Linked DNA regions of Homo sapiens: region 1 is linked to region 2. A link is a loop called in an ENCODE intact Hi-C map of the cell type or tissue named here. Cell type or tissue: CD4-positive, alpha-beta T cell. All regions are shown on one strand. Links, peaks and the distances in the headings refer to the core of each region. The heading gives the core; the rest is flanking DNA.

What was found. A loop is a pair of places that touch in the nucleus more often than their neighbours do. Peaks named below come from ENCODE experiments on the same cell type or tissue, not always from the same donor. Only the 100,000 strongest peaks of a DNase experiment are listed, where the experiment ranks them.
Region 1: it touches region 2 in a loop (4-fold over the local background); 7 of 110 quality-filtered maps call a loop at or near these places.

Annotation. Positions count from the first base shown.
Region 1 is chr9:104,740,278-104,745,824 of GRCh38, forward strand. The region is part of intron 1 of LOC107987105 (a long non-coding RNA gene); the gene reads right to left. Among named protein-coding and RNA genes, the nearest start is that of NIPSNAP3A, 4.6 kb to the right of the region's middle. In CD4-positive, alpha-beta T cell, for the core only: CTCF peaks have their summits at 3,306 (motif pointing left) and 3,517; a DNase peak (open chromatin) is centred at 3,294.
Region 2 is chr9:104,022,527-104,028,073 of GRCh38, forward strand. No RefSeq gene overlaps it. Among named protein-coding and RNA genes, the nearest start is that of LINC03094, 26 kb to the left of the region's middle. In CD4-positive, alpha-beta T cell, for the core only: no CTCF peak of the experiment used is centred there; no DNase peak of the experiment used is centred there.

The DNA.
Region 1 (5,547 bases), core at 1,775-4,274, 720 kb after region 2:
CAGCTAATTTTTTTGTATTTTTAGTAGAGACAGGGTTTCAGCATCTTGGCCAGGCTGGTCTTGACCTCCTGACCTCATGATCCACCTGTCTCGGCCTCCCATCACTTTTGGGTGATGGGATTACAGGCATGAGCCACCACGCCCGGCCGGAATATATATATATATTTTTTAAAGCATTCAAACCAAGCCAGGCATGGTTGTGCACCTCTAATCCCAGCCACACCTTGCGAGGCTGAGGGGACAGGATTGCAACATTCAAATCAATATGAAAAAGATGAACAACAAAATAAAAAATTGGGCCAAGAATATAAACAGGGACCTCAACAAAAGAAAAACAACATGGCCTATAAAATTATGAAAAGATTCTCAATTCACAAGAAATCAGAGCAATATAAATGAAATCAATGAAACATTTTTCATCCATAAGATATGCAAATATTAAAGTCTTACAAGAATTGCAAGAATGTGCAGGAAGAGGAAATACGATTCACTGCCTGGGAGCATAAATGGCTATGGTGAACCAAAAATTGTAAAGTTGACTCATTAATTCCACTTACAGGGATGTGCCTAAGGACATATCTACAAAATTACTCATTGAAGCATTATTTATAAACCTGGGAATATTTAAGTATCAAAAGAGAAAGAGGAACAAAGTTACAATATGCTCAAATATTGGATTGTAAGAGAGCAATTAAAATGAGCCAACCAGCTCTAAATGGCTTATTTTGTTACCTTTGGCAAACCACCTAACTTCTTTAAGCTTCCTCTTTGCTGTGTGTTTTAGTCTAAAATGTAAATATCAGCTTTACAGAGTGAAATGAAAGTAAGAAAGGACTTAAGTAAAAGGTATACTACATAACAGCATGTAAGAAATATCAGAAATAATAAAATCTGATGACCCCTTGTCGGTAAATAGGCATCACTGACATTCTCTGAGAAAAAAAGGGATGAGAACCGAACAAGTGATCTGAGATTAAGTAAATATTTCTTAAAACCTTTAAAAAATGAAAGGGCAGCCAAGTAGGTATGAGAACTAACCAAAGAGGGTTCAGTTCTCAATAAACAGGTAATTATAAAGGAGACTTTAGTAATATAAATTAACAAATATGCTTCATTCCAAAAACAAAGAAGAGAAAACAAACAAAAAACAACAAAGAGGCAAAGGACCAAATGTTTTTGTTTGTTTTTGAAACTCTCACCCAGGCTGGAGTGCAGTGGTGCATACTTGGGCCACTGCAACCTCCACCTCCTGGGTTCAAGCACTTCTCCTGCTTCAGCCTCCCAAGTAGCTGGGATTACAGGTGCCTGCCACCACACCTGGCTAATTTTTGTATTTTTAGTGGAGACACAAGGTTTCACCATGTTGGCCAGGCTAGTCTTGAACTCCTGACCTCAAGTGATCTGCCAGTCTGCCTCCCAAAGTGCTGGGATTACAGGCGTGAGCCACAGCACCTGGCAAGACCAACTGATTTTTAATAAAAAATAATATGAAACAGGACTTATACTGAAGTACCCTCTAAAGTTATGACTTTTATTAACTTTCTTCCCAGTTTTTATTTTGTGCTAAGTGGAAGCTTCAGATGACTCCAAGGGAGTATGAAAATTGGGAAACTTTTTTTTTTTTTTTTTTTGAGACGGAGTCTCGCTCTGTCGCCCAGGCTGGAGTACAGTGGCCTCATCTCGGCTCATTGCAAGCTCCGCCTCCCGGGTGCACGCCATTCTCCTGCCTCAGCCTCCGGAGTAGCTGGGACTACAGGCACCTGCCACCATGCCCGGCTAATTTTTTGTATTTTTAGTAGAGACGGGGTTTCACCGTGTTAGCCAGGATGGTCTCGATCTCCTAACCTCGTGATCCGCCTGTCTCGGCCTCCCAAGGTGCTGGGATTAAAGGCGTGAGCCACCGCGCCCGGCGGGAAATGTATTTTTTTAATACTCAGTATCTTTATATGAGAAGAAAATAATTTTGGATATGAAGGCAACTTCTAATAGCACTATTAAGCTATCATGAAAAGACAACTTAGAATGTTTTTCAGAGGGAATATTAATCTGAGAAGTTCTAATTTCCCATAAACTATTTCTGTTAACCTTCAAAAGCGATAGTGAGGCATTTGAACTTAGTTCAGAAAGAATGTGTCGAAAATCCTAGGCAGTATCGTGAAACACCTAATAAAGACCAAAAGAGGCAATAGGCCCCTTTTGGTTGGACACAGCCTACTTGCCCCTTGCATTAAAGTTCTAGCTCTCAATACAACATTGAGAATAAATAAAATACAACAAACTTAAAGATGCTATAAAAACAATCAATGAGAGTCAAGTAAATCTAACTCAGATTAGAAAGTTAATCAATTACCCAGCTAGTAGGTACCTGGGACAACTTGTGGAGGTAAAGAAAACACTGGCGAGCATCGAATAATGAGTGTTCATTTGGAAGGGGAACTTAATGAAAAAAAATATGTACTAACAAAGTGTGTAAGTGCTTAAAGCTAGAAGATATCTCGACTTAAACACCTAGTAAAAAAAAAAACGAGCCATATTTAATAAGAAAAATCTGAAACAAATAGCAAAAGGTTCAGAAATATTTGTCTAATAAAATTTCTCCCCGACTCCAGTTGTGAGGCACAGGGATTATTCAGAGCGAAAGATTTGCAAAGCCTATTTTGGGAAATAATTGTATTCACTGATATCAGGATTTAAAATGTCATTAGCACTAAAATTCATTTTCCAATGGAAAACGTAAAAGTCAATTTTTATATCTAAAAAGAGGTAATGGATATATAAACATGTTTATGTGTTTTAGAAATAAAAATACTTCATTAATAGAAAAAAATTAAATACATTTCTAGTATACTTAAATATTTAGCTATTCACAAGTCTTTACTGCTTTACTCCAAGAACTCTAGCTGAAAAGAGACTAATACAGAAATATCAAGACATGCTGACCACCTCAGAAAGAAGCATGCAGTGGTGGTTTTTTCTTTTTTCTTCATTAAGGCATTTAATTCAATGTTCAACATACAACAGGTGCTTAACAAATATTTGGTGATATCAGTAGGTCTCTTTTTAAAGAAAACTGAATAAAAAATGATTTTTTTAATTATTAACCCGCCTTATTATTACTAGTAACCTGCCTTTACAGAAGTTTTTCTTCTATACATAATCCAGTATCACACACAAAAAAAACTGTAAGTTAAGTCTACTCTATAAATACCTATAACTTACATTACAGGAACTCAAAAATAACAGAAATAGACATATGCACACACTAACACCGAATGAAGGAAAAGTGAGTCTATGCCACCATCTAGTGGCTGCAGAATAATAAAGCACCCAAACAAGAAAGTACCCAGGGATGTAGTACCAGAATATAAGCATCTAGAATTTACATGTAGAGCTACTGCCCTCCTATTCAGTTGGGCCAGCACTGGCATTACCTGGCCTATTCAGTTGGGCCAGAATTGGGTCTACCTGCTCGCTTCTGCATAAGTCTGACCTTCGAAAAAAACCAAGCGGGAACACCATCAAGTTTCCTTTGCTCACCTCATACAATTCCCACCACATTTCAACGGATACCTATTTGTTATGAAAGGTATAAAAATGCATCTTCACATTCGTCAGACCAGATGGGCAATAATAAAAAATTGGTCAGGAAAACCTCATACATTGCTATTAAACAGTCTGGCACTACTTAGTAAAGATGAATATGTACATAACTTATGACCGAGCAATTCCACTCCTGGGTATGTAATCCAGAGTAGTGGTTTGTAATTTCCAGTACACAGATCCTGAGTGAATCTATAGATAGAATTCAGAGGGTCTGATAAGTTGGATGAATAACAATTCCATCTTTATTGGCAACAACTTCTAACTAAAATTAACCATTTCCTTTATGAAGGTAGGCAACAAACCACAATATTAGCAGGACCTGTGACTTTGTAACCAATAAATATTATAGACAATGTCAAATTCCATTTATAGTTGTTGTAAATACATAAAAATTTCTTCCACACTTATCACTACTTCAAAATTACATCTTTTACACCCACTATTAGATATTGTTTTTTAGTGCCCTAATAAAGAAGCATCTCTATTTCTTTTTAAAAAGTTTTTTATATTTCATTATTCTAGTTCATTTTTTTCATATTTGATTTTGTATTTTGATTATTCTAGTTCACTTTTTTCACTGTATTTGTTTTCTTTGCAACCCTATGTATTTGTTATACATTTAAAAACATTTGGGATCCACAGGCTCACAAGATTTTGAAAGGATTTTAAGACACAAAAAAAGGTTAGTAATACCTGCCCTAGAGAAATTCTTCTGGCGGAACCAGGAGACATCTACAAATAAATTCAAACAGCTTTGTTTATAATAGTCAGATGGACAAAAAAACAAGGTATTTTCATGTAATAGAATAGCATACTAAAGGGATGTGAATTAATTATTACAACTGCATTAATGTGGTTGATTTGCAAAAGCCTAAAGTTATAGCTAACAGTTATGTAACAAAATAATAAAATTAGTTAATAAACAATCTAAAACAGGCAAACCAAAGCAATATACTCTTTAGAGTTATATACAAATGTAGTTGAATTATTTCAGAAAAATCAATGTAATAACACAAAATTTGGGATCATGGTTACTTGAGGGAATTGGAGGAGAGGGTTGTAAGAAGAATGTGACCAGGAATGAACATGTATTGAGCTTCTGAGTTGCTGGCAATACCCTTTTGCTTAAGCCTTGTGGCAAGAGCACAGACATTCACTTTATTATTCTTCTTTAAAGTGTACAGATATCTCATATACACTTTCATACCTATAATAAATGTTTGATATTACCTTCTTAGATAGGTCATCTCTGTCTATCCAATCCAAAATAACTACCCAGTTACTCTATATCATACGAGCCTATTTTAATAATCTAGTTTTTTGATAGGATTTTTCTAGCTTTGAACTGTCTATCCTTTGGACTATTTGTCAGAATTTCAGGATATGCAACAATAATTTTCAAAATATTTATCCTATACATTTTCCAGGCAGTTTAGGGATATGCTTTTTAAAATAGCCACAGAACAATATTACATTTTAAATTCTGTCTAAAAGCTACTTTCCACTGCAAATCTAAAATTACCTTAATAATCACATATCTTTTAAAAATAAATGGTAAACTGAACTGGTTTTACAATTGGGCTTCAAAGTCTGTGCCACTTCGTAGCAATGAAACTGAGAAAATTCTCTTTTCAGACTTCACCTTTCTCACTTAAAAAACGGAGATAAAGCTTAACTCACAGTATTTGAGGATATTTAAAACCTGTGAGAAAGAGAATAGGAGAATATTTTAGCTACTTAGAAGCACTTAACAATGTTTAGCCATCTCTCAATTGTAGCCATGAATTTTGCCCCTATCTGTATTTTCCTCTTGGAAATTCCTCTTGGAAGTTCCCTGTATCTTTCTGCTGGATGGATGCAGTTAATGATGAGACTAGGGAATGGCAAAGCCACCGGGTAGAAGCCTGGCTCCCTAATTCACTAAGTATAGAAGAGCTACCTGCC
Region 2 (5,547 bases), core at 1,403-3,902:
AACTCCCAGCTGTGGAGAGTTTTATGTTTGTTTTTAACAGACTTTCTACTTCTAAGCCATTACTCCCATGAAAGAGTTCCCTACTGTAGAGCAGACCCTCAGGGCAGAAAATTTTAATCATAAACCTAAAAAAACATTGATTTGTTGACATTTTTGAAGGCATAAATATAGTCTTCATATGACCTTAACCAGGATGAGGAAACCTTGGTCAATCATGAAATTCTGACTGACTGGAGGGTAAAATCCTTCAGTGGAGTACCAGTCAAAAAAAAAAAAAAATTCATAGGATGAGGTGATTTTACATTTGTTTTTTAAAAATATAAATCTAAAATATTGTATTTTCTGGCTTTATAAAGTAAGAACAAGAAAAATAAAATCTATTAGCTCTCATTGCTATTGGATGATTCAACCAAAATAATGCTTTATTACTGTTATGGATATTTATGGGAAGAAAGAGAAAGAAACAGTGGTAGTAAAAGAAAGATAAATAAAATAAGAGGGTGAAGGTAAATACAGAGGAGAGGACCAACCAGGAAGCAGGGAAGAGAGAAAGAAGGAACCATGTGCTTAAAAACACAAAACACGGTCGGGCGTGGTGGCTCATGCCTGTAATCCCAGCTCTTTGGGAGGCCGAGGCAGGAGGATCACGAGGTCAGGAGTTCAAGACCAGCCTAGCCAACATAATGAAACCCTATCTCTACTAAAAATACAGAAAAAAAAAATTAGCAGGGCATGGTGGCAGGCACCTGTAATCCTAGCTACTCAGGAGGCTGAGGCAGGAAAATCACTTGAACCTAGGAGGCAGAGATTGCAGTGAGCGAGATTGCACCACTGCACACCAGCCTGGGAGACAGTGCGAGACTCTGTCTCAAAAAAAACCACACAAAACATTATCAGTTAGGAGTAGGTTTTTCTGAAGATAACAGAAAAAGCCAAAATAACAGTAGCTTAAACGAAATAAATCTTTATTTATCCTCCATATAAAATTTCAAGCCACAAGGACACTGCCAGCATGACGGCCCCACAACAATTGGCAAAGCTGGCTCATTCTGTCATGTTGCCCAGCCCAAAGTAATATGATGCTGAATTCTCGAAGATGGCTGCACATTTGCTCATCAATCAAGTCCATATTCTAACCAATCTTAGGGAGTAAAGCATAAAGAAAAGCATGCCTTGTTCCAATAGTCAAATTTCCCTGAAGTTGCACACTTAATCACATGTCCAAACCTAGATGTAAAGGATGCCAATAAATGTTAACATTATCTCAAGTTAAAATTTGGAGTTTCTGTTGCTAAGTAAAAAGTGAAACATGGACATTTCTATATATAATTTGTACTCCTTGTCACCGAAACCCATCATTTATTCCTTTTTCCTGGAAACATAAAAATTAGTTATTTGTTATAGTTATAACAAAGTAATATTTCCCAATTCCTCTAAACAGTCAGAATTTTTCTGTTTGTATGTTTAATCATTAGATAACATTTTAGTAGTCAATTTTAATTTTCCCATGGAAGTTTGAAGTTTTCCTTAGATACAGAAAATAATTTCTGGAGATTTTAAAATTTACTTTGAGATTACAAAAGGATTTCAGCCAATTAACTATGTCTGCTCATATCCTTAGTATTGTCTTCCTTCCACAATTCAAATTTACAGCTGTGATTTATTGGTGTGAATAGCTAAAGCATCCAGATTTCATGTATTCTTTCAGTAAAGACAAATTGTTTAATGTAATTCAGTTGTTATTCCTTTGTAGGACACTGCATATTAAAAAAAAAAAGAAAAGCCTCATTTTTATTCTATATGCCCCTATGTGGAATTGAGAAAATAAGGCTATTTCTCCATGTTGGGAATAACTTCTAAAAATTGTATCAGTGAAAAAAATAGTGTAACTTAGAATTAAACTTATGTAGTGTTTACCAATATTGAAATGCATTTTCAGATTCTAATGAATAGAATGTTGTATGACTTCCAAGGCTAGGTCATAACAGGGAATATTGTCTAGTAGGCTTTCCCTCTTTCCCAGGCATGAACCTTCAGAGCCCTGAGCTGCCTTGTAAGAAGTCTAGCTAGCAATGCCACCATGCTGGAGAGATGATGAGGGAAAACTACATACAGACACAAACAGAGTGAGACACTCAAGAAGCCCTAGTTGTGGAATACAGCAGTGCTATGGAGGCTTGACATAACCATCTACTTTTCCAGAAACCCACATTGTCTAAGGTAAGATAGTGTGTGCGAAAGTTTATTGAATCCGTTGATTCGCTACCTATTTCTGCTAATTCACTTGATTAACATCTGTTCAATAATGATGTGTAATCCATCCCTGGGAAATTTGAAATGTGAGGTGAAAAACTAAAGACCTGAAGGGCACAGGCAGTATAATTATTTTTCTTTAAAAATAAAAGTATTTCATTCAATGGGCTGGGTGCGGTGGCTCACACCTGTAATCCCAGCACTTTGGGAGGCTGAGATCTCAGGGAGGATGGTTTAAGGCTAGGAGTTTGACACCAGCCTGGTCAACAGAGTGAGACTCCATCTGTATTTAAAAGACATTAAAAATAAAAAAAGAAAAGTATTTCATTCAATGATCAAAACTTTGTCGCTTTGTGACTTGTACTTACAACAAAGCCCTACTCTCATTTGAAAGAGAAGGAAATATGACATATAGAGGAGGCAGAAATCCAGTGGAAATAATATAGTTTCAAAACCCTTTCATGTATACAGTCATATGTTACTTAATAATGGGGATACATTCTGGGAAATGAGTCATTAGGCAACTTTGTCATTGTATGAACATCATAGAGTGTACTCATGCAAACCTGAATGCTACAGCCTAATACCAACCTATGCTATAAGGCGTAGCCTATTGCTCCCAGGCTTTTAATTTATACAGCATGTTACTGTATTGAATACTGTAGGCAACTTTGCCACAATGGTATTTGTGTATCTAAACATAGAAAAGTTACAATAAAAATATAGTATTATAATCGTATGGAACCACCATCCTATAGGTAGTCTGTCATTGACCAAAACATTCTTATGCAGCACATGACTGTATTATTTTATCCAAACTCCACAGCAGTCTCTAAGGATTAAAAGAAGGTTTTCTTTACACTCCAGAGATGAAAAACCAGAGATTCAAAAAGGCTAAGTGGGTCCCTGGTCAAATACCATTTCCTTTAAGACCATCATGACTAGGTTAAATGTCTCTTTCATGAGTATTTATAACACCATATGTCTTTCCATTGCAGTGCTTAAAATATTTATAATTTACATTATTTATATGACTTAAATATTAAACTTGTCTTTTCCACAAGATTGTACACTTCATTGGAGCAGGGACTGAGTCTTCTTTTGCTCACTCTTGTACGTCTAGTTTATGTAGGTATTAAGTAATATTTTATTAATTAAGTCATGTTCTCCAATTGATAAAATAATACCCTAAAAGTACCAAACCATTGATGTGAGTCTGAACCTCCAAATCTCTAGCTCTTCAAAAGGTTTGAAAGGACCTTATTTCAGGGCTGTTTGTGGCAAAAAGTCACGGAATCTCACAAGACTTTTAAAATGCCTTCCTACTGAACTAGAATTCAGATTTTTAAATTCAGTCACCAGATGGGGCAAGATAATCACTAACAAATCATAAACGTGGTGTGTTTCAAAGACAGTGTTTTCATTTATTCATTTACTCAATTATTTATGCATTTCTAACAAATACATTTCAGTACCTCCTAAAATGACATTAGGTGGTATAGAGAATAAAATGAAATTCATGTACTCAGGATCTTTATAATCAATTTTAAGTGGCCATAGAATTCTATGTCATTTTTTGAAATGAAAGATGACAACAGATGATTAAGTTCCAAAAGCATTGTGCAGGGAATTCATCTATTAGGCATTCATTGAAAACCGAAGTGGTTAGATATAGTTTCATGGAAAAAGATATGCAAAAGCAGGATAAGTCACACACTTACTGTGGAAACCGCAGGCATGATTGGGGCAACTAATTAGTGTGTGGTAATGCAGTTAGGAGGGGGAATGTGATGACAATAATGAATAAGCAAGCAAAAGCAAGATCGCAAAGGCCCTTGTGTCCTCTTCATCCTGAAATCTATTGGAAACTATGGCATAATTTTCCTGTTGGCAAGTCATATGGAAATAATGCAGATTGTCTAGTAGACATCTGTAGATGTCTAGTTTATTGTATGAAGTAATATTTTATGAATGAGTTAATTAAGTCATACTCTTCATTTGATGAAATAATACCCTAGAATGGGATAGGGCAGGGTGCAAATGGCTTACAGAAGGCAAGGAGATGAGCTATGAGTGTTGTAAACAATACAGATACAAGATATCAGAACATAGAAGCTACAGTTCTTGTTGATTTAGTGAATACTGTGAGGTGAAGAAAAATGAATAAGACACAGAAATATAATGTAAGTCCTAGAATTCTTATTTCAGAGGTTAGGAAGAAGATGGTGCCATTTACTAAGGAAGAGAAAAAGAACTGTAGATTATACAAATTTGGGGGAGAGAATAAATCATTCAGCTCAAGTACATATAAATTAAGGTGTTAGTGAAAGATGCAATCGTAGATATTCATGAGACAGTTGAAATTTAAAAATAAAATAGAGAACATATAAATAGAAGACACAAAAAAAGGATTGATATCAAATGGGACAAAAAGAGAAAAGCTACATCACTGAAAGTCAACAGCACATCAGAGGTATTTTGTGACAAAAATTTAGATTAAGTCACATAGGATCAATACATAGTATGAGAATAGAAAGATGAGGAGGGAATCATGGAGAAAACTAACAGGGCTTGAACAGAACTAGAGGAGACTGCGAAGAATTGGCCCAGATACATGACAATAAGCTGGTGAGGGTAATGACCCCAAAACCAAGGGAGAACAGAGTCGTGTGAAAGAGGAAGTAATCAACAGCATCGGGTGCTGCTGCTGAACGTTCAAATAATGTAAGGACTGAAAGAAAAATGTTGATTTTGGCAGCTAGGATATTACTGGTAACCATCGTGAGGGCAGTTTCAGTTTGGTGCCAGAGGCAGAAGGCAGATTTCAATAAGTTGAAGTGGAACTGGCAGGTGAGGAAACCAGTTCTTCAGTGAGAAGAGATTCCTTTTCAAAAAGCTTGGCTATAGAGACACAGTGAGATCTAGGCTAGTGAGGACTGTGTGGCAAAGGAAGGGTCTTTTATTTTAATGTGGAAGAACATAGAATGTATTTTTTGGGGTGATACAAACTGGTAGACAGAAAATTATTGATTTCACAAGATTCCTAAAGAATTTGGAAGAGATGGGATCCAAATTTCAGGTAGAGATACGTATTTCAAATAAAAGACTATAAAATTGAAGCAAAGTTGTTAAATATGACTCCTAATATAATAAATATCATAAATTTGTAGGTGATAACAGAGGAAATACCTGCCTGATGCTCTCAATGTCATCAGTTAAACTGAAGGCACAACAGAAAGGATTTGTCAGTAAGTTAAGCAAGAATAGGAGAAATGGGTCTGTAGAAAAGAAGCA